Regions from separate parts of the Mus musculus genome. Here region 2 is linked to region 1. Evidence: chromatin loops called from intact Hi-C (ENCODE). Cell type or tissue: left cerebral cortex. All regions are shown on one strand.

The links. Peaks named below come from ENCODE experiments on the same cell type or tissue, not always from the same donor. Only the 100,000 strongest peaks of a DNase experiment are listed, where the experiment ranks them.
Region 2: it touches region 1 in a loop (3-fold over the local background); 14 of 42 quality-filtered maps call a loop at or near these places.

The regions. Positions count from the first base shown.
Region 1 is chr2:14,701,184-14,706,183 of GRCm38, forward strand. All of the region lies in intron 2 of Cacnb2 (calcium channel, voltage-dependent, beta 2 subunit), which reads left to right. Among named protein-coding and RNA genes, the nearest start is that of Gm13269, 63 kb to the right of the region's middle. In left cerebral cortex, a CTCF peak has its summit at 2,264 (motif pointing left); a DNase peak (open chromatin) is centred at 2,253.
Region 2 is chr2:14,309,690-14,314,689 of GRCm38, forward strand. It overlaps Mrc1 (mannose receptor, C type 1), which reads left to right. Exons shown (of 30, transcript NM_008625.2): 21 at 279-393. Among named protein-coding and RNA genes, the nearest start is that of Mir511, 51 kb to the left of the region's middle. In left cerebral cortex, no CTCF peak of the experiment used is centred here; DNase peaks (open chromatin) are centred at 3,092 and 3,437.

The DNA of each region.
Region 1 (5,000 bases):
AAGTTTTGCTGCCAATAAATTTCTGGGTATAGGGCCATCCACTTAATCATAGTTAACCTATCAGGAGCTATATCTTTGGGGGAAACTGACTCTTCTGCTATGCTCCAGAAGCCATAAATGTCCATTATTCCTCAGTTAGGGCATGGGCTCATGAACCTCTTCCTACTCCATGCTAGGATGTTGATTTGCTTCATCTTGTACAAGTCTTCTATAGGCAAGCACAGCTGCTGTCAGGTCATGAGTCAATGGTCTTATCATGTTCTGAAGACACTGGTTCGCTCCAGTCTTCTGTAACCTCTAACTCTTACAATTTTTCTGGCCTCTTCCAAAATAGTTCCTAAGCCTTAGAAAGAGGTGTGATTTTTTTTTCTGAGCACTCCAAAGACACAGATTCTCTACACTTTAACTAGTTGTGAATTTCTGCATTAACATTGTTCACTGGACAAAGAATATTCTCTAATGAGATTTAGACAAAGAGATACTAATATAGAGGATAATCTGATACTGTTTCCATCTAAGCAGAGTAATGATAGTAGGTTCACTTTCAGAGCCCGATGGCTACACTTTCTTAAAGAACCATTTTATTTATTTTTAATAATATTTTTAAAATTTCACATGCATATATACAAAGTATTTTGATCTTATCCATCTCCTACTACACCACTCCAACTCCTCCCAGGACCCATTGACCACATCATCCTGTGTCTTTCTTTTCATGTCCAGTGTTATTCTTATTCTTATACTTACTCCCCACTCCCCACTGAATCTTATTAGCATTGGCCATATACAATACGTGTAAGACCATCCACTGGACCATGCGCAAACTGCTACAGACCACATCCTCAAAGAACAGTGACTTCTTTTCCTCAACCTACTTCAACTGTCAGTACCTTCTCATCTGGGATTCTTATAACTCTCCTCCCTGGCCAGTGCTGAATATTTGATGACCTTGATATCCTACATGTCTGTAATGACAGCCATAGCCATCTGTGCAATGGCTCCATCATGCCCAAGAGACATTGCTTTGCAACAGTTCCCTCAAATCTCTAGGTCTTAAAAGTCTTTTTCTCCTGCTCTTCCATGATATTCCCCAAGGGTGCAACTAGGAGATTGATATAGATGAGTCATGCACAGGTGAACACACATTACTCAGTGCTTTGACAAATCGTGAATTTCTGTATCATTCACTACCCACTGGGAAAAGAAGCTTTTTGGACCAGTGTTGGGGGGGAAAAAGGACAGGTCTACAGATTTATGGATTTGAGCATAAGTACCGAGGAGGTAGTTTGAAAGTGTGGTCATTTAGTGAAACAACATCAGGAGGCTACCCACTAGGGCCAATGGCATCCCCAGCCATGGGCTTTTCACCAGCCTTACAGTATCTTCCTTAGAGGTACACGAATTCCCTCCTGTGGAAGAGTTCTAAAATACAAACAAAAGTTTAATGGTTACCCCCATAACCATCAAGCTATGATGCACCAATGGGCACAACTTACCTGGACATTTGGGACTGAAGTATACAGGCTCCAATGCTGGATATGGCCATTTATGTCTTTTCTCCCCCAGTAGCTTAGATAGCATCTAGCAACAGTATGAAAGTTAGCCAGCAGGGAAAGTTTCCTCATTAGTTTACGACTGATTTCTCTATGTCCTGCAACAAAATTGTGTGGTGTTTTCAGCAATACGCTCTTCCTGTCTAGTTATGGTGGGTGGCTGAGAAGAATAATGGCCTATGCTGTGCCTCACTGATCAATGGGTCATTTGGAGATGTTTTAAAGGGTCACTTAAAATGATTATACTTAAATGCTGTCTCATTAGTGAACTAACATAAAATTGTAGGGATTTCAAATTTCTGCATGAATGCTTTAATATGTGCCAGAGAGCTTGATTCAGATAATGGTAACAGCCCCCTGCAGAACAGAGTAGAAAAGGACTAAGGGAAGAGATGGCACAGACCTAAGCCTGAGCCTGCCTGCTATCAGTGCTTATACCACCAAAAACTCTACTTCGTTTGGTCTATGGATGCCTAAATATGAAAGAGACCCACTTAGATTCTATCTAAAATCTATGCTTGTGAAATTGTGAGTTTACTTTTTAATTACAGAGGTAATGTGACCTCTTGGGAAATATTTTAAGATTTGGTGGCAGCTGTAATCTAAATGCTTTGATTAGGCATTGACTCAAAAAAAAAAAAAAAAAAAAAAAAACCTCCTGAAAATGGCTGCAATATTCTTTAGCAAAGCCTGCCACCTAGTGGCAACAATATGACTAACAAAGAACTTGGTTTTAAACCATAGAAAAGACAGAGCCCTTGAGTATGAGTGGTGAATATAATTACCATCCTATCTAGACAATGTTCTAAAAAATTTACTCTAGGTTGAAAAGAAGAAAGTGTTCTAAAAAATCACATGAATCTTCCATCTTAGTTCTTCTAGAAAAATTTAAATTTTACACTCACCTATTCCCAAATCTTGACCTTTTCGTCTGTCTCCAATAACAGTATACAGCGTGTGAGACCTGGAATCCTTTCCAGAATGTACGTAAGATGGCAGCCATGCATATTCCTCTTGTATTTTAGCTAACTGCTACAACAGCTGCAACAATATATTCACACTTAGTGAGGAAGTTAGTGGGGGATGGTTTGGACTTTTAAAAAAAATGGTGCCTGAGTCTTTAGCCTCGGTTGGCCTGGACCTCGTGGTGTTCCACAGGCTGCCTTTGAATGTGAAATGTTTCTCCTGTGTCTGCCTCCTCAATGTTGGGATTCCAGGCATGCATAAACTATCATGCCCAGCTCATATGGCTTTTGTGTAACCTCTTATGAAAAGAATGTTGGAAATTAATGAATGGGAGAGGCTAAATGCCTCATACTTCATATTTCATAATATTTTCATAAAAGGTTGAATGACTGGGAGGATGGAAATAGTTTGTGCTTTGAAGGAACACAGCACACACTGTATTTTTATTGAAATTCGAAAAAGGTCTTCAAACACATTCTCCCTGACATTTCCTTTGCTTCTATTTGACTGTCTCTTGGACAGTATTAGTCTACAATCCAAATAATGTGTTTCAAACACTTCACAGTGACTCAAATAGCTAAGTTGGGTTTTTTTTTGTTGTTGTTGTTGTATGTAGAACATAGCCCAGCTTTTGATTAAAGTCTTATGTGGATAGAGGCCTAAGGTTCCCTGAAGAGCCATGTGGTGTAAGGCACTCTGAAGGGGTCCTGCCCAGTTTTAGATTTTAGAAATATGTCTGTCCTGGGAAAGTTAGGGCAAAAAGAGAAAAAGCAGATGGATCATTACAGGCTTTCATACGGGATCAACTCCTAGCATATCTCTAGATTTTCTTAGACACTTCAGATTTTACACATCTCAAACTGAACTGTGACTGTACCTCTTCCAAACATGCTTCCTTCTGTGTCTGTCTCACAGCAAAAGGTACTTCTCTCCTCAATCTGGTTATAGAAACCATTAGACTACAAGTCATTTTTGGTCGCTGTCTTCCTCTCTCCTTATATCCAGAAACCAAACCAATAAAAAAAAAAAAAAAAAAAAACCCACCAAAATCACAACAAATAAAGACCTAAGTGTACAGCCTCAGATTGAATTCTTGTCCGTGGAACAAGGCTCAGATCTGGTCAGAAAGTGATGTTTGAGAGATGACTCAGCGTTTAAGAGCACTTGATACCTTGCAGAAGACCTTGGTTCTGTTCCCAGCACCCACATTGTTGTGGTTCAATATGCTTGAATATACTACTCACCCATTCAGAGTAGTACTGTTAGGAGGTGTGGCCTTGTTGGAGTCACTGTAGAGGTGGGCTTTGAGAAACCCTTTTCCTAGCTGCCTAAAAGATAGTGATAGTTTTCTCCTAGAGGCCTTCAGATCAAGATGTAGAACTCTCAGCTCCTTCCCCAGCACCATGTATGCCTGCACACTGCCATGAGTGGCATCATGATAATAATGGACTGAACCTCTGAAACTGTAAGTCAGCTCCAATTAAATGTTGTCCTTTATAACACCCATGGTCACAGTGTCTCTTCACAGCAATGAAATCCTAACTAAGGCACACATGGAGGAACACAACCAGCTGTCACTCCAGTTCCAAGGGCTACAGTGCCCTCTTTTACTTTCAGGTCACTGGCACTTTCAGGTACATGGTATACATATACCCATGCAGGCAAAAACACTAATACACATAAATTATTTTAAAAGATGCTAATTACCTCCAAACAGCCATCCCATTATTGTACCAGTGCATGTATCCTCCATGGTAGGTCAAGATTGTAGCTTGCAGGGTCTACTCCTGGAAAAGACAATTGATGTGTTTTTCCTTGGCAGCCTACATGGTACCTCCTATCCCTGTGAACGCTAGCCAGCCAAAAGGAAATTATCTTCCTAATATGCTCAAGACTGATTTTTTATTTCCTGCAGTCAAAGTGTGTAGTGTCTCCAGTACTCTCTACTTATGGTAGACAAAAAAGAGCAGTGATATGCAGGTGTTGCTTTTGCAGGCCTTGTGTGCTTCTTTGTCTGATAACCTACAGGGAACTAGCCCATAATTATCATTTGATAACTCACGTCTTGCACTGTTCACCCATGCAGAGTACCTCCATTCAAACTTCATTCTAAAACTGGTGGAGTTGGAGAAATGCTTCAGAGTGTTCGGGGTGATCTTCGAAAGAACCCTAGATCAGTTCCCAGAACACTCACCAGATGGCTTTCAACTGACTCTAACTCCAGCTCTAGGTGATCCAGTACTAGCTTCTGACTTCTGTAGATACGTGCACTCAAGTGCCATAACCGTACACAAACACATATACGTACATGCAATTGAAAATCAAATCTTTTAAATAGATTTTAAAGAGCATTTTGTTGTTATTTTTTAAACTAGTATGCTTCCATAAGGCTTTTTCATAAATCCTCAGTGTTGGTTAAATTGCTCCTTCCTCATTCCTCTGCCCCTTCCCTCCATCTCTGCTTAAACCTTCACTACCAAA
Region 2 (5,000 bases), 390 kb before region 1:
ACCAATAACTGGATAATCCCATCACAAATTCTCAACGGAAAGTAAAAACATACGTGAACTATTAGCCAAAGATCTGTGCCCTTTATCTCAAGGGAAAAATAAAACTCTGCAGAGAAATATGTGGGCCATCAAACTGGTTTACTTTTCCTTTTCAATTCTCCTTTAGGCCTGAGAAAATTTTTATTTATCTGGAATTTTCATGTATGACTTGATTTCTTGATGTGAACTTTATTATCTTTAGCTAAAACCTCTGCTTTTGTCCTCCCCTTCCGTTTCAGTGCTTTAAAATTTTTGGATTTGCTAATGAAGAAAAAAAAAGCTGGCAAGACGCACGGCAAGCTTGCAAAGGACTGAAAGGAAACCTGGTGTCCATAGAAAATGCACAAGAGCAAGGTACATCTTGACAGTTATGAATATCCCTGGCCATTATGAATATATATGTAAATTTGCCCTAAAGTGATACACTGTTGCTTATTATAATAGACTTTTTTCTTTTTTTTTGTAATAAGATAGAGTAAGGGAAAATCTTCTCAATTTCTTATTAGGAATTATTTTATTTTATTTAGTGTTAGATAATATACTATACATATAGATAATATACTATAATATACATTTTTAATGTATTTTTATTGGATGTTTTATTTATTTACATTTCAAATGTTATCCCCTTTCCTGTTTCCCCTCCACAAACCTCCTATTCCATCCCCCATCCCCTGCTTCTATGAGGGTGCTCCCCTACCCACCTATTCACTCCCACCTCACTACCCTAGCATTTTCCTACACTGGAGCATCGAGCCTTCACAGGACCAAGGTCCTCCCCTCCCATTGATGCTAGATATACTGGGATGTTTAAAAAAAATTCTCCATAGAATTCTTTCCCATTTTCATAGCAATCCTATGAGCCAGGCATTATTATTATTCCAGCATATGGACAGAGAAATGACACTTATAGAGCCTAGGGGGAAGGAGCATCCTTGGTCAGAAGTGGAGTTTAGCATCAATACCTGGGTCCCAGCCCTCATCTTGTCCCGTTGCCAAACAAATCTGCTATGCAAGGGGCCAAGGAAGAGTAGCTCTGAGAATGAAGTGAGCAGCTGCTGGTCTCCCACTTGCTTGTGTCTGGGCCCTGACCATATAATTCACAACACAACAAAGCTGGTTTTTTAATGTAAACTTTAAACAAATGTAGGAAAACTTTTTTTTTTTTTTTTTGATGAGACACAAGGATAAGCTGGAGCTATGGGAGTATCTGGTAAGAGAATGTTTGTCACAATCATACAGAGGATTGTAAAATTTATTCTTCTGTCAAGAGACACAAGTTGGAGCTGGGGAGAAACCTCAGCCAATGAAGAGCATGCTGCACAAGCCATAAGGTCCTGAGTTCAACCCTCAGCACCCATGTGCAAAGCCTGGGGTGCTGACATATGTGTAGTTCCAGCACACAGGAGTTAGAGAAAGAAAAATCCCTGAGGATTTCTGCCCCATCAACCTAATAAAACTAGCAGTATCTAGACTGGTAAGAGACCTTTTACATAAAACCTTAGTTGGCTTGATCCTGAGGAATACATAGAGATACGCTGCTCTCAACACATATGCCCACATGCATGAACACACAGACTTTCTCTCTTCTATCCAGAAATAAAGGTCCTGAGCACTCGTGGGTGACCCTTTGGGGACTCCCTTTGCTGAAATAACTATACCATTCAATCTATGATTTGTGCTCTAAGGCAGATATTGACCAATTTTGGGAGATTCAGACTAAGCTATTGAAGGGTTTGGAAACCATAGCAGTTGAAGTATGGATCAGAGACTTTTCAAGTTTTACATTGAGAAAAAGAATGCATGTCCTTGGATGGTCCACCTTGTGTGGCCTTAAGAGGAAGATCTGCGTCAATGAGTGATGGATATAGGGAAATACATTTATGTTCAAAATGAGGAGGCCATTCCAGTAGCCAGGACTGATGAGACACGATGTGTTGCGAACAGGGTGAGGTTTGCAAAGGATTTAGAAATTGTTAAGTTAGGTGGTGCTCAAGTGGACACTGTAGAATCACATATCCTGGTATATATGTTGTATACAGAAAAAAAATCCAATAGAAGTTTGTTGTGTGTGTAAATTTATAAAAAGGTTATAGGAAAAAACTAGGCTATATATTCTTTTTTGTTTTGTTTTGTTTTGTTTTGTTTTGTTTTGTTTTGTTTTGTTTTGAGACAGGGTTTCTCTGTGTAGCCCTGGCTGTCCTGGAACTCACTTTGTAGACCAGGCTGGCCTCGAACTCAGAAATCCGCCTTCCTCTGCCTCCAGAGTGCTGGGATTAAAGGCCTGCGCCACCATACCCGGCTAGGATATATATTCTTTAGAATCTCTTTTAGTTGGATAGATGTGGAGGAACATATACTTGTATGTTGTGCACATGCGTGTATGTGCAGGTGCACATAGATGTGTGTGCTTATGTGGAGGCCAATAGAGAGCACCAGGTATCTTCTACTGTCACTCTCCCCCTGTGCATCTCACATGAGGATCTCTCACTGAAGTTGTAGCTAGGCTAGCATCCAGTCAGCTTCAAAGATCCTCCTGCTTCTATCTTCCCCATGCTGGGGTTATAGGCATATATATTGCCACATCCAGCTCTTACCTGGTCTTTTGTTATCCAAACTTGGGTCCTAACTCTTACTTACTGCTTCATATCTCCAGCCCCAGAGCATCTTTGACTTTCAAAATAATTATCCAAAATTATGTATCTGAAAAAGTACAGAAGAGAAGATACTAGAAACTTGCATGTTGCTCTCCCAAATGCTTACTCTTTTAAGGCACAGATGTGCACTGCACTCTCTTAGGACAACATGATACATGAAACCAACCAAGTTTCCACAAGAATCTTTAACACATTCACCAGCTATTCAGACACCCACAGAAAAGGTCAAACAACACATGATACAAGAACATGACTTTCACATCTCTTGATCTGGCTCACCACATTTTTTTGTCTCAGCTACCCAGCAGGGAAACACAGTAATGGATTTCCTCTCTTCACCACAAAGTGCTGATTCCTGGCATAGCAGAATTAAAACCGGAGCAGTGAGATGTGCAGAGGGAAACAATTTTCAGATAAAATAACATTATTCCTGGCAAAGCAGGCACACGCTGTTGAATTCGTAATGTGGTTACTGGCAGTGGGGAAGTTGGTGCTGTATGCCACAACATAGAGCTGTTCACAGTATGTTTCAAGTTGAGCATGAGGCAGAAGTTACAATCTTGTTTAGGAGACAAATAAAACCAAAACAAGTATCTGTTTGCACTTTTAGTTCACTAAAGAATATTGGAAGAAAAACATTTGGAGGTATTTATTTTTATCTTTAGTTAATTGAGAAAAATGTAAAAATGAACCTCTTTGAAAATGGGGTTAGGATTTGGGAACAGCTGTTCCACGGAATTTTGGGCTCATGTATGAGCAGGTGGTTATGTTTCCACAGACTTTATTTTGCATTTTAAAGAGATTTATTTTTTTTATCTCTCTCTCTCTCTGTGTGTGTGTGTGTGTGTGTGTGTGTGTGTGTGTAAGTCACATGTGTGTGGCTGCCTATGGAGGGCAGGAGAAGATGTTGGATCCTTTGACACTAGAGTTACAGGTAGTTGTGAACTACACAATGTAGGTACTAGGAATTGAACTTGGGCCTTTTTGAAAATGTAGCAACCATTGTCAAATATAGAGCCATCTCTCCAGGCCCTTATTTTTTATTTTCTTTCAGAGTCTCCAAATGCTGTGTCCTTTCACTTCTTCTCCATTTTCATGGGGGCATATGTCTGTAGAGCATTAATGTAATGTCAGCGTTGAATAGACATGTTGTTGTATATGTTGTGGTGATTATCAATTTATGTTGTATGGCATTAATATTATTTACTTGCTTATATGCTAGGGGAAGATAGATTAATGTACGATATACATTAATGTTCTATTGTACTATGTAATTTTATGTACAGCAAGAAGTAGTTTAATTAGAATGTCAGCTTTGGGTGCTGATGGTGGGGAATAGGTTCCTTCTTCTTGAGATATAGAAACAGAGATACTGTTTACCTAACAGGTATAGATGGTGGGATAAAGAGGCAGCTGGTGAGTGAGGCTTTAGGGGGACCAAAGGGAAGGTACAGGGCATATGGGCAATAAAATCTTTCATTGTTCTGGATATTTGTTCCTGCCCTCTCTCCCACACAATTACTGATGCAATAAAATGTGATGATATTCTCCATACTCTAGATCTTCTAATTCTATGTTGTGACCCATTTAACTTACGAATGTCAAAGTTACGGCCTGTATATACTCATTAGATGTCCAGTGTTTCCCGGGACTTGATTCCCTGGAAGGATCCTGATTAGATATCCCTTGTCTGGGTAATTCTGTGAAACTGAAAATTTGGGAGCAGGGTGCTTCTTGTTTGGATAAATGGCTTTGATCTACAGAAATTTTCTGTGTTGAAAACTCTTCCTCTATTAATTGTTGCCATCAGATTCTTTTAGTTACAGAACCAGAACAACTGGTAACTTACAGGGTGCTTTTATTTTTTTTTTCCCCTGAGAGGGAGAAGTATAAGGAGCAGAAAGCAGGGCCTAGCCTGTGCCCATTCTATATGCCCTGTCACCTTTCATGTTTCATTATGAGTTAGGGTCATGCTAAGTTGCCATTGACTTTATCCTGTAGTCCACAGGGCACTGAACTGGGGATCTTCCTGCCTCAAAATCCTGGGTCTAAAGTCTTGTGCCACCTGCACTCCAATTCCCAGGAATCCACCATCCTCTTCTGACCTCTGAGGAAGCCCAACTCATGTGACCATACACACATGTGCATGCATGCATGCAGGCACACACAGACATACACAGACACACACACACAGACACACACAGACACACACACAGACAGAAATACACACACACAGACACAGACATACACACACACACACACACACACACAGAGACATACACACACACACACACACAGAGACAT